Linked DNA regions of Homo sapiens: region 1 is linked to region 2. Evidence: read pairs that join two places in POLR2A ChIA-PET (ENCODE). Cell type or tissue: Caco-2. All regions are shown on one strand. Links, peaks and the distances in the headings refer to the core of each region. The heading gives the core; the rest is flanking DNA.

Region 1 (6,405 bases), core at 2,406-6,405, 160 kb before region 2:
TTTTTTTTTTTTTTCTGAGACCATGTCTTGCTCTGTCACCCAGGCTGGAGTGCAGTGGCGTAATCTTGGCTCACTGCAACCTCCGCCTCCCGGGTTCAAGTAATTCTCCTGCCTCAGACTCCTGAGTAGCTGGGATTACAGGCACGCACCGCCACCATGCCTGGCTAATTTTTGTATTTTTTAGTAGAGATGGGGTTTCACCACATTGGCCAGGCTGGTCTCCAACTCCTGACCTCATGATCCGCCCGTCTCGGCCTCCCAAAGTGCTGGGATTACAGGCGTGAGCCACCTCGCCGGGCCGCCGATGCAATAAATTTAATATGCAAAACAGGTCAGCTGATCCCAAAGGCCAGGGTCTCTCCATTCCTTCTTCCCACAAATGTTTCCTCAGCCCCTGCTTGAGCCAAGCTCCATCCCAGCACCAGAGGGCAGCCCTGAGCAGCCCTGACATACCAGCTCAAGGGAAGGGGACTCTGGAGGGCAGTGGGCAGGAGCTGCAGTGAGAGGAGATGCCGTTGGCCTTCCCCATGCCCCTTTTCTAAGATGCTCCTTCCACCTCTCCAGCCGCCCTCCCCAACCCTGCTCTCCCTGGGCAAACCACTCCGACATCCCAAGCAGGGCCTCGACAGACACCTGAGTGTCCATCAGCCCTCATGCTGGGAACACAGACCTGTCCAGCTAATTTTTCCTTGACATCTCTACTGGGTGTCTCAGAAACCGCAAAGCCAGCTAGCTGCCCCCCACCCCCCGCTCACCCCCGACAAGGTGCTCATCACCCCTGCATCTCACCTGCCATCCCCACCATCAGAGCTGCCACTAAGCAGCTCATAGGCCTTCTCCTCCCCTCCCCACAAACCCACACCCATCACCAAAGTCTGGACACTTCCCAGGCACAAGTCTCCCTCAAATCCATCAACTTCTCTCCATCCCCTGCTACTACTTTAAATCAGATCACCATCTTTCACCAGATTATTGCGGGAGACCTCATTCATTTTCCCAACTGCAGCCACAATCACCTCAAAAATGCCACCACCACAGTCCTGTTTTCTCCTTCAAAAGGCCACCAACTCCAGGGGAAAGCCGAGCTGCTTCCATGACATAAGAAGGCCCCCACGCCCGATCTGGCCCTGCAGAGCCAGCCTTGGTCCTGACAAACCTGGCTGTGGCATCGCTTTGGCAAGACCAACCCTGCCAGCTCCCGGCAAGCCCTCCTGTCCACAGCACCCTCTCTGCCCTCCTGCTGATCCACATCCTGCCCTGCAGGGCTCAGCAGGGAAGCCAGGGCCAGGGGAAGTACCTGCTGTGCCTCCGCACCCACCCCCAACCTCACTATGTGGGGTCATTTCCATCTGCCAGGCGTGACCACCCTGGAGGCCTCTCAGTATTGCTTCCCTCCCATCTGGCTCAAAATAAGCGGTCGTTCCAAGACCCAGGCAGCCCTCCAAGGCCTGCCACTCAGCCCTGGCCCCACCACCTCGCTCACTCACCTGCTCACTGCCACCTCTTGACCTTGACCACCCTGAACGAACAGTACACCCAGGAATGCGGCCCCTGCCCCGACTCAATACGGCATGCAGGTCCTCTAACAGCTGCACGGACAGCAGGGTGCAGGGACAGCAGGGTGCACGGGACAGCAGGGTGCACGGACAGCAGGGTGCACGGACAGCAGGGTGCACGGGACAGCAGGGTGCACGGGACAGCAGGGTGCACGGACAGCAGGGACCTCTATTCACAACTGAACCCTCAGCGTCTAGATCAGAGCCTGGTACGATGGGAATTCCATACATACACCCAGCAAGGGGATCAAAGAGCAGGTCACACGCCCTCACCACCACCATCTCATGAGGCAGAGAGGTGAGGTGATTACACCTGTCACGGCGCTGGAGGTGACAGGACTTAGCAGAGTCTGAAATCAGACTCCGAGAACCTGAAACCTGCCAGTGTGAGCCACCCCCGCTGTGCCTGTCTCCTTCCACGATGGGGCTCAGGGGCTACGGGGAGGGCTCAGGGTGAGCACAGACACAGCTTCGGCAGGGTGCCTGGCACACAGGAGACACCAGCAGGTGTCTCGGGACTGTTCCCGGCACTCTTCCCCACTCCACAGACCAGGCAAAACCATTTGCACAAGCCAGGCCATATAAGGGGGAGCAGGGCCAAGTTCTACAGCGATACAGAGCTACATTCCCCAACTACTGTCTCGCCTGCAGGTCTTGGGCCCCCACAGGGCCACAAACCCCTCAGGGTCACCAACATCTCCCATGGCCCGGCCTGAGGGCGGCACTCAGTGATGGCATACACCTATACGCACGCGCTGCGAGAGGAGAGAGAGAGGAAGAAAGAGCGCGCGGAGAAGAGGAGGGGGAGAGGGTGAGGGAGCAAGAGAGGAAGAAAGAGGGCGCGGAGAAGAGGAGGGGCAGAGGGTGAGAGAGCACTGAGCCCGAGGCCTCCTGACCTTTCCGCAGCCGGGCACCTCGACGCCGTCCACAGGCCGGGGGATCTCGATGGACTTGACAAGCCCGTACTTGCTGCACTCGTCCCGCACGTCCTCCACGATCTCCTCATACTCCTCGTCGTCCAGCAGCTCCTCAGGCAGCACCATGTTCATGAGGCACAGGACCTCAGTCGGGTGGCCGCCCATCTGCACCTGGGAGCTCATCAAGCCCGGCACTTGCAGGGTCACAGGCGTCTGATTGATGGTGCTCTGTGGGGCCAGGGGAGGCAGCGGCGTCACAGGGGGCCCAGACCCAGTCTCCCTCTGCTCAAGCCTAGGCCCCTCACATGCCCCCCCAGGGGAAAGGCCATCTCTCCACTTCCAACACCTAAAGCCCGACTCCCCAACACTGCACTGAATGCCCCCCAAATGCCTTCCCATGAAAGCTGGGAGAAAGATCAGGAACACTTGTCCCCTACTAGCCAGCCCCTCCCACCCCCAGGGTCCCTCAAGCCAATGGAAGATGACGTGCCGGGGGGCTCACCAGCGTGGCATTCTTGGCTCCCACACTCGCCCTCTGGACCAGCAGCTTCTTATCCCCCAGCTGCATGCCGTTCAGCCCCGCAATGGCCTGTGTTTGGAGGATGAGGGGTCGGGGGGTGCGGGGAGAGGTGGGGTCAGGGACCAGGAGCCCGACACCTACCCCCAAGCCGGGGCATTGGTGGGGGAAGAGGGGAAGGCAAAGGGGATTAAGAGCCTGGAAAAAGCCAACGCCATGGGACAGGGACGAGCCCACACACAGGGCACTGCCTCAGGTTGGCCGCCTCCCGCCCCGTCCCCTGAGGAGGGGAGACCATGGCTTGGCAACAGCGCAGGGCAGGGAAGGACAGACGCGGCAGCGGCCAGCGACCGGGGACTCACCTGATCCGTGACGTTGATGTCCACGTACTCACAGAAGGCGTAGCCCTTGGAGAGCCCCGTGGCACTGTCCTTGACCAGGTTGAAGGCCTTGAGGGGCCCAAAGGATGTCAGCAGCTCTTTGACCTGCAGTAGCCGAGAGTCCATCAGGGCTGGGATGAGGTGGGGCGGGGTGGGGGGACGGGTCTGGAGGGAGGCAGGGAAGTTACCTGGTCATCGTTCAGGTAGTTGGGTAAGCCCCCGATGAACAGCTTGTGGGCAGAGTCGGGGACCACAGTGGACACAACCCCTATGGGTAGAGAAGAGGAGGACTTCAATTCCAGTACCAGGTTATCTCCCAAAACCTGGACAGTCTACGGCGAGCTCCTCAATTGCCAAAGAGAACACTTCCTGCCTGATCTGACGAGGGAGGGGTCGCCACGTGCCCACCCCACCCCAGCCTTATCTGACCAGTGAGGGTCCTGGGCAGTGGCACACAGAGGCTCCTCGGGGAGAACGCACCATGTCTCCCAAATCTGCCCAGCCTCAGGGGAACCTCAAACTAGAACATCCTCCAGAACGCTCCAAAGGCACAAAGTTCACACCCACATCTGCTACCTGCTGCTGTGGAATGCTGGCAGGTCACCTGGGCTCGGGACCTACTGGTGAGTCACAACACACCCCACCCCTTCTCTGACAGCCACCCAGGCAAGGCTCCCATTAAAGCTCAGTCCCGGCCGGGCGCGGGGGCTCACGCCTGTAATCTCAGCACTTTGGGAGGCCAAGGCGGGCAGATCACAAGGTCAAGAGATAAGACCATCCTGTCCAACATGGTGAAACCCCGTCTCTCTAAAAACACAAAAATTAGCGGGCTGTGGTAGCGTGCACCTGTAGTCCCAGCTACTCAGGAGGCTGAGGCAGAAGAATGGCGTGAACCCAGGAGGCGGAGGTTGCAGTGAGCCGAGATCACTCCACTGCACTCCAGCCTGAGCAACAGAGTGAGACTCCATCTCAAAGGAAAAAAAAAAAAAAGCTCAGTCCCTTCCCTTCACGCCCTGTCAGAACTGCAGGTGCCACTGCAGGGGTGCAACTGCCCTCACAGGGGTGGCACGACACGATGAGCAGCCGCGGCTGCCCGGGAAGTCTCAGAACAGCATCCGCAGCATTAGCTGCTCTGATCTCACTGGGAACTGTGGGCTGACTGTGGGATGCAGGATCCAGTGTCTTCGAGGGCTGACATACCAGAGTGGGGGCTTATCAGCTGAATTTACTGGCCCTCGATCCTGCCCTATCCACTGAACTCTGGACTCACAGACAAGTGCCTGCTGGTGGGATGATTCAACCTGAGACCCCACAGGCTCTGCCAATGTAACTTGACGCCGTCCTGTCAGATATCAGCTATGCCAGGCCCCGGTAACCAACCAGCCTGACTCCCAAGTTCAAAACCTAGGCCATATGGCCTCCCCTTCCTCTGCAGCCTCCACACCAAGTGTGAGTGGCCCCATCCCACCTCCATCCTGATGCTGGGAAGGAATAGGTAAGACAGGAAATGGGAAAGAGCCTCAGAAGCATGAGCCGCTGTGCCCATGGAAGGAGGGGAGATGCCCCCACACACCCTCTCCCACCTACTCACTCAAGCCCTTCCAGCCCATGATGACGCTGCCCCCACAGAACTGGAAGCACCAACCCAGCCAGCTCCAACCACCAGACTGGGGCCACACAGACCCCAGGAGACCCAGCTCCTATGCTACAGGGACAAGTAGCAGCAGCCCGGGAGCAGGAACACACACCGGGCACTCACCCCATGGGCCAGGCATCCTGTAAGACTTTCAACCTCCTACTGCAATGCTATACATACAGCACAGAAGGCAAAAACTGAGGCACAGAGCAAAGACACACAGGCAGGAAAAAGGCAGCCTCCAGAGCCCACACTCAGCTGTGACTCCCCACAGGCAGCATGGCAGGCTGCAGGCTCTGCCTGGGTCCAAGGAAGAATGGGTCACACTGGAAGCTCAGCCGCGAGCCCTGGCTCTGCCCGTCTCACTTGAGCAACACAGAGCCAAGGATACAAGAGTTGGGCTCCCTGGGTTCATGGCTCCTTGGGTTCAAGTCTTGTTTGTACCATATGAGCCTCCAAGGGCCTCAGTGTCTTCATCTGTAGAATGGGAAGAACCCTGGTGCCCATCGTGTGAGCCACGTGTGTGAGAACAGCTCAGGCCAAGTGCTGATTCAATCGAGGACGTGAGAACAGGCACGGCAGTCCCCATGGCCCGGGCATCTGCCAGACTCAATGCCCACAACAGGACCCACCCAGCCCAGACACACACTGTGAGCACTGTCAGTGGGGTCAGCCGCTGTTACATGACAACAACTTCAAAGGAATCTTCTCGGAGTCTTGAGTTCCTCCACTCATCACTGAGGACAAGCCCTGCTTGGCAGGGATGTTCCAAGAGTTGGGCGGGGAAACAGGGCCCCATACCTCTGCAGCGGCTGCATCTACAAAGCATCACACCTGGAGCAGAGGCTGTGTGGGGAAGACCCAGCAGGGATCCCCATTGTCCCGAAGCTCTTTCCTCATCTGTAAGATGGAGCAATGTCCCCTCCCATGGTGACCAGGCCATCTTGGTGCAGGGGGCGCCTGAGAGGAGCTCGGCAGCCACTATCACTGGGTTGCCCTCAGCTCAGCCCCTGCCAGAGCACCCCATCACCTTCAGAAGAGTCAAGCTCCTCAGCCTGGTAAGAGAAGCAACCTTAGATCCATAACCCACGGTTCCTATTCCCCAAGGCCCACCACACGTCCCTACCCAGGAAGGAGGCGCTGCACAGTGAGGCCAGCTGCACCGCCATCCATCTTTACTTACAAAAACAGGCAGTGGCCGGGAGCAGTGGCTCACGCCTATAATCCCAACACTTTGGGAGGCCAAGGCAGGTCACAAAGTCAGGAGTTTGAGACCAGCCTGGCCAACATGGTGAAACCCCATCTCTACTAAAAACACAAAAAATTAGCAGGTGTGGTGGCACATGCCTGTAATCCCAGCTACTCGGGAGGCTGAGGCAGGAGAATCGCTTGAACCTGG
Region 2 (7,239 bases), core at 1,353-5,352:
TGGCGCCGTGGCTCAAGCTTGTAATCCCAGCACTTTGGGAGGCTGAGGCAGGCAGATCACTTGAGGTCAGGAGCTCAAGACCAGCCTGGCCAACATGGAGAAACCCCATCTGCACTAAATATACAAAAAATTAGCTGGGTATGGTGGCACACGCCTATAATCCCAGCTACTCGGGAGGCTGAGACAGGAGAATCACTTGAACCTGGGAGACAGAGGTTGCAGTGAGCCAAGACTGTGCCACTGCACTCCTGCCTGGGTGACAGAGCGAGACACCGCCTCAAAAAAAAAAAAAAAGGAATTTATTATTTTAATTCCTCAAGGCTCCTGCCCTAGCGGGGGAAAAACCATAACATCTTTATTAATTCACTGCCTGGAACATCTCTATAATACTATTTTTCCTTTTTTTTTTTTTTGGCCAAATGCACTTAATCTCTATATAATAGCAATTTTATATAACATATAAATGTATAATATATATACATATATGTATGCCATTTTATTTAGGGAGAATAGAATGATAATTCAGTCCTAGCTTTATACAAACAACAGCTTTCTTTTCTTTTCTTTTTTTTTTTTTTTGAGACCAAGTCTCACTCTGCCACCCAGGATGGAGTACAGTGGCGCAATATCGGCTCACTGCAAGCTCTGCCTCCCGGGGTCAAGTGATTCTCCTGCCTCAGCCTCCCAAAGTGAGCTACAGGTGTGAGCCACCGTGCCCGGCCTCAACAACAGCTTCCTTGAGATACAGGTCACGTATCATGCAATTCATCAGCTTGAAATTGCAACTGAGGGGGTTTACCCACTCACAAGCTTGCGTGACCATCGCCACAATCAAAATTGAGAACACTTTCATCACCCGAACAAAACACTCCATACTCATTGCCTATCCGAATCATCAAACCAACTTCCCCTGAGACCCTGGCCCCCCACACTGATCCTGGAGGCCTCTTAAAAACTGGCAGACACCTGCCCCTTTCCACCCTAAACCCTTCCATGAGTCCCCACGGCCCACAGACACCATCTTCCTTCATAACCAGCCCCTGCCAGCTTCTCCAGCATCGTCTCGTCCTACACGATGCTCTGCTCACGCTGGACCCTGACCTTGAGTTAGGAGGGCAGGTTTGCAGTGTTTAGGGAGACATGCCTGCTTCCACAAGCAATTCCACAAGGAGGTGCTGAGAAATCCTTACCCATGAGCCCAGGGATTCATGGGTACAAGGAGTTCATAGCAGCCATATTTGTGACAGCAAAACACTGGGAACAACCACAACGCGCAGGCTTTTCACACCTCCCAGCCTCTGCCCACGCTGCCGCCCCCACCCCGAATTCCCTTCCTCTTCATTTCCTACCCAACTGAGCCCGTTAGGATGTTTTCTCATTCCAAACGCAAAACCAGGCAGAAGGGCAGTGTCCAAGACCTTGGGCAAGTTGACCGATGTCGCCTTAAGCTCTGTGGCTAGTGGTCCCAATTACAGAAATCCCTTGCTCCGTTACCTGCTAAGACACTGCACGCTGATAGAACAAGGGTCAAATTTCACCCTGATGCCAGGCACAGCAGACACCTCCGTCATGCCTTCGTATTATTAACCATTCTTAATCAAATACCTTTCCATTTCTATTAGACACCTTAAAAGGGTAGCTATAAAATCCTACCAGATATCCATACCCATTAGGAAACCTGAAAAACCATTAGTGGTAATGGCCGGGTGTGGTGGCTCACGCCTGTAATCCCAGCACTTTGAGAGGCCGAGGCAGGCAGATCACCTGAGGTCAGGAGTTCAAGACCAGCCTGGCCAACATGGTGAAACCCTGTCTCTACGAAAAATACAAAAATTAGCTGGGCATGGTGGCGGGCACCTGTAATCCCAGCTACTCAGGAGGCTGAGGCGGGAGAATCGCCTGAACCCATGAAGGAGAGGTTGCAGTGAGCTGAGCTCACACCACTGTACTCCAGCCTGGACCATAGAGTGAGACTCCTTCTCAAAAACAAACAAGCAAACAAACATAAAAGCAAACCAAGAAACAAAAACAAAAACACCACCATTAGTGGTACTATTAATTAAAAAAGAAAAAAGAAAAAATAGTCCAGGGAAAAAAACCCATTAGCAGTGAATCACTAAAGATATATTTTCAGCTGGGCATGGTGGCTCACGCCTGTAATCCCAGCATTTTAGGAGGCTGAGGTGGGCGGATCACGAGGTCAGGAGTTTGAGACTAGCCTGACCAACATGGTGAAACCCCATCTCTACTAAAAATACAAAAATTAGCCAGGCGTGGTGGAACATGCCTGTAATCCCAGCTACTCAGGAAGCTGAGGCAGGAAAATCACTTGAACCTGGGAGGCGGAAGTTGCAGTGAGCCAAGATCATGTCACTGCACTCAAGCCTGGGCAACAAGAGCAAAATTCCATCTAAAAAAACCAAAAAGATGTATTTTCAAGATGTTGGGTTTTAGGAAGACTCCATGAAGAACACAAATCAAGCTGGGCACGGCGGCTCACGCCTGTAATCCCAGCACTTTGGGAGGCCAAGGCAGGTGGATCAGTTGAGCCCAGGAGTTCAGAACCAGCCTGGCCAACATGTTGAAACCCCGTCTCTACTAAAAATTACAAAAATTAGCCAGGTGTGGTGGGGCACACCAGTAGTCCCAGTTAACTGGGGGGCTGAGGCATGAGAATCACTTGAGCCTTGGAGGCGGAGGTTGCAGTGAGCTGTGATCATGCCACTGCACCCCAGCCTGGGTGACAGAGCAAGACCCTGTCACAAAAAAACAAAAAAAAAAGAACACAAATTGAAGCCGTCTTCCTTTTAAAATGGCAGCCTCCTGTGTACTCTCAGAATGCACTGTCGGAAATCTGGTTTCTCATTCTCATACGCGTATTTCTTTCTTTTTTTTTTCTTTTTCTCTTTTTTTTTTTTTTTTTTTTTTGAGACAGAGTTTCGCTCTTGTTGCAGTGCAATGGCAAGATCTCGGCTCACTGCAGCCTCCGCCTCCCAGTTTCAAGCCATTCTCCTGCCTTGGCCTCCCTAGTAGCTGGGATTACAGGCGCCTGCCACCATGCCCAGCTAATTTTTTTGTATTTTAAGTAGAGACAGTGTTTAACCATGTTGGCCAGGCTGGTCTCGAACTCCTGGCTTCAGGTGATCTGCCTGCCTCAGCCTCTCAAAGTGCTGGGATTACAGGCGTGAGACTCCGTCTTGGAAAAAAAAAAAAGAATAAAAAGATACACATAACTCTGGCTCATTCTGTGAACCTCTACGTACTACTCGATTGCATGGATATACAGCTGGGTATTAATCTATGCTCCTGTTGATGGGCATTTCGGTTACTCCCAGTGTTTTGCTGTCACAAATATGGCTTCAGTGAACTCTTTGTGCCCATGTCCTTAGGCTCATGGGCGAGAATTTCTCGACGCCTCGTTGTGGAATTGCTGTATGGAAGCAGATGTATCTCCTTAGATACTGCGAACCTGCCCCACTAAGTGCATGGGGATCCTCACTCACACCTTTATCCTACAGCCTTCATGCTGCCAGACGGTGTCATTTTTGCTGGTCTTATGGGGAGAGGGTGGCTGGGGAGGCTGCTGATTCACAAAGATGGCCAAACTGATGCCCAGAGAGGGCAAGAAACTTTCTTGGGGTAACACAGCTAAGGGACAGCATCCAGCTCCAGACCCCAGCAGATCTACCTGGTTCTAAATGGTTCTCTTTCCCTCTGGGTACATATCTCCCAAGTCTCACCCCTTCCTTCCCTGGCAAGCCTTTATTCATCCTTTAGGAGTTAGTCCACAGGCCATGCCCTCAGGAGGCCTCCCCCATCCCCTGTGGATGAGGCCATCCCTGCTGTATAGGAGTTAGTCCACAGGCCATGCCCTCAGGAGGCCTCCCCCCATCCCCTGTGGATGAGGCCATCCCTGCTGTATAGGAGTTAGTCCACAGGCCATGCCCTCAGGAGGCCTCCCCCATCCCCTGTGGATGAGGCCATCCCTGCTGTATAGGAGTTAGTCCACAGGCCATGCCCTCAGGAGGCCTCCCCCCATCCCCTGTGGATGAGGCCATCCCTGCTGTATAGGAGTTAGTCCACAGGCCATGCCCTCAGGAGGCCTCCCCCCATCCCCTGTGGATGAGGCCATCCCTGCTGCATGCGCCCTGGATTCTACAGACCTAATTCTGTCCTTCCCACTCTCCAAGGCTAGAGCCAGCAAGGGTGTGGAATCTGGAGTCTGAATCCAAGTTCAGCCTTTTGCAATCCTGACCTCTCCCTACCTCAGTTTCCTTATCTGTAAAATCAAGCTAAGGATAGGACTCACCTCACAAGGCTGCATGGGGAGGAAGGGAGTGTAACCACAGGATGCACTTTGAACAGCGCCTGGCCCATGGAGAGCACGCGATAAAATAGCAGCTACCATTATCCTCATCATCATCCAACCTCTAAAGTTAATCTCATATTTAGTCCTGGATCCTCTTCTCCCTGCATGACCTCATAGGGTGATAAACCTCCGGCGATACCCCAAGCACGGGTCTCCCCGGCTTCCCAGCTGGCAGTGGCGGGAACTACATTAGACACAGCTGTCTATCTGTGCAGTCACATCCACTCCCACAGCTTCAAATTCCATCTCGCTAAGTTATATCCTCAGCCCAGGCGCTCCCTGGACCTCCAGGATGCACAGCTAATATCTCCTGATATCCCCACTCTGGCTGCTGTGCCCCCACCTCACAGAGCTCCCCGACCTGGTAAAAGGTACCCGTTCCCTGCCTCCCTCTCCTCACTGTCCCCAACCCATCACTCAGCTCCATCAGCTCAAACCCCAGAATATGGCTTGAATACATCCACATCTCCCTTGGTCTCCACTGCCACCCTGATCAGAGCCATTGTCACTCTCCCCTGGACCTCCCGGGCTCCCTGCATCCACGCTGGCCCCTACAGTCCATTCCCCATCTCCCCCGCTGCCACCGTTTCCACCCAACACTCCGCTCTAGTCCCATCCACCTTGTTGCTATTTCTTGAACCAGCAGAGCATGCACCCACCTCAGGGCCTCAGGGCCTTCTCACTTAAATGGCACCTTCTTAGTAAGATGTCTCTTTTTTTCTTTTTTTTTTTTTTTTTTTTTTTGAGACGGAGTCTCGCTCTGTCACCCAGGCTGGAGTGCAGTGGCGGGATCTCGGCTCACTGCAACCTCCGCCTCCTGGGTTTAAAGGATTCTCCTGCCTCAGCCTCCCGAGTAGCTGGGATTATAGGCATGCACCACCACACCCGGCTAATTGTTTGCATTTTTAGTAGAGACGGGATTTCACCATGTTGGCCAGGCTGGTCTGGAACTCCTGACCTCAGGTGATCCACCTGCCTCAGCCTGCCAAAGTGCTGGGACTAGAGTGAGGCACCGCGCCCGGCCCGTAAAATGTCTCTTAACCATCCTTTTTTTTTTTTTTTTTTTTTTTGAGACGGGGTCTCACTCATCCAGGCTGCAGTGCAGTGGCTTGACCATGGCTTACTACAGCCTCAACCTCCAGGGCCCAAGTGATTCTTCTGCCTCAACCTCCCGGGTAGCTGGAACTACAGGAGCACGCCCCTGCTTGGTGAATTTTTTATTTTATTTTTATTTATTTATTTTTTTCGAGACAGTCTCTGTCACCCAGGCTGGAGTACAGTGGCACAATCTTGGCTCGCTGTGGCCTCCGCCTCCCAGGTTCAAGCGATTCTCCTGCCTCAGCCTCCCGAGGAGCTGGGATTATAGGCATGCACCGCCACACCAGGCTAATTTTTTTGTATTTTTAGTAGAGACAGGGTTTCGCCATGTTGGCCAGGCTGGTCTTGAACTCCTGGGTTCAAGCGATCCCTCTGCCTCAGCCTCCCTAAGTGCTGGGATTACAGACATGAGCCACCACACCTGGCCATCCTATTTTAAACTGCAACCCTCAGTCTCCCCTGCCCCTTCCCCTGCTTTGCTCCCTAACACTACCTCCCAGTAGTTAGTACATGCTCTGTCACACAGTAGGCATTTGACACATGAACTGACGTTTGTATCTCCAAACTCCATCATCCAGGAAGCCTGAAGAAATGCTGCTCCATAAAAATCCAAACTCCGGCCGGGCGCGGTGGCTCACGCCTGTAATCCCAGCACTTTGGGAGGCCGAGGCAGGCAGATCACGAGGTCAGGAGATCGAGACCATCCTGGCTAACACAGTGAAACCCCGTCTCTACTAAAAATACAAAAAATTAGCCGGGCATAGTGGTGGGCGCCTGTAGTCCCAGCTACTCGGGAAGCTGAGGCAGGAGAATGGTGTGAACCCGGGAGGCAGAGCTGGCAGTGAGACAAGATCACGCCACTGCACTCCAGCCTGGGCGACAGAGCGAGACTCCGTCTCAAAAAAAAAAAAAAAAAAAAAAAAAAAAAAAAAAAAAAATCCAAATTCCACAGGCCTCCAATCTCATCTCCAGTGTCTCTTAGACTTACAATGTCATCTCTCATTTGTTCATTCATTTAACAAATAACATAAAAATTAACTACTGAGTTTCAAGCACTGCCCTAGACACTAGGGATTCCAGATAGATCCATGATAGACAAGATAATATGCCCCTCGCCCAAAGATGTGTGTGCCCCAATCCACAGAAACTGTGAATATGTTACTTTACGTGGCAAAAGGGGACTTGTGGATGTAATTAAGGGTCCAGACCTTGAAATGGAGAAATTATCCTGATTAGCCAAGTGGCCCCAATCTAAGTCCTTAAACTCAGAGAACTGGCTGGGTGCCGTGGCTCACGCCTGTAATCCCACCACTTTGGGTGACCAAGGCGGGTGGATCACCTGAGGTCAGGAGTTCAAGACCAGCCTGGCCAACATGGTGAAACCCCATCTCTACTAAAAATACAAAAATTAGCCGGGAGTGGTGGCACACGCCTGTAATCCCAGCTACTCAGGAGGCTGAGGCATAAGAATTGCTTGAACCTGGGCAGCAGAGGCTGCAGTGAGCCGAGATCATACCACTGCACTCCAGCCTGGGCGACAGAGTGAGACTCTGTCTCATAAATAAATAAATAAAATCAGAGAACCTTTCAAGCCACAGTGAGAGAGAAAAATACGAAGGCAGAGGAAAGGTCAGAGAGATGCAATGTTGCTGGCTTTGATGATGGGGGATGGAGCCACAAGCCAAGGAATGTAGGTGGCCTCTAGAAGCTGGAAAAGGCAGGGAAATGGATTCTCCCCTAGAGCCTTCCAAAGGGAACCACCCTGCTGGCGC

What was found. ChIA-PET counts read pairs that join two places held together with the same protein. Peaks named below come from ENCODE experiments on the same cell type or tissue, not always from the same donor. Only the 100,000 strongest peaks of a DNase experiment are listed, where the experiment ranks them.
Region 1: POLR2A ChIA-PET joins it to region 2 with 13 read pairs; 6 of 35 experiments call an interaction of 5 or more read pairs at or near these places.

What each region holds. Positions count from the first base shown.
Region 1 is chr19:55,665,740-55,672,144 of GRCh38, reverse strand. It overlaps U2AF2 (U2 small nuclear RNA auxiliary factor 2), which reads right to left. Exons shown (of 12, transcript NM_007279.3): 8 at 3,559-3,638; 9 at 3,353-3,475; 10 at 2,964-3,062; 11 at 2,453-2,701. Among named protein-coding and RNA genes, the nearest start is that of EPN1, 6.3 kb to the left of the region's middle. In Caco-2, for the core only: no CTCF peak of the experiment used is centred there; a DNase peak (open chromatin) is centred at 4,004.
Region 2 is chr19:55,505,540-55,512,778 of GRCh38, reverse strand. All of the region lies in intron 12 of SSC5D (scavenger receptor cysteine rich family member with 5 domains), which reads right to left. Among named protein-coding and RNA genes, the nearest start is that of SSC5D, 21 kb to the right of the region's middle. RefSeq lists a silencer at 4,363-4,657. In Caco-2, for the core only: no CTCF peak of the experiment used is centred there; no DNase peak of the experiment used is centred there.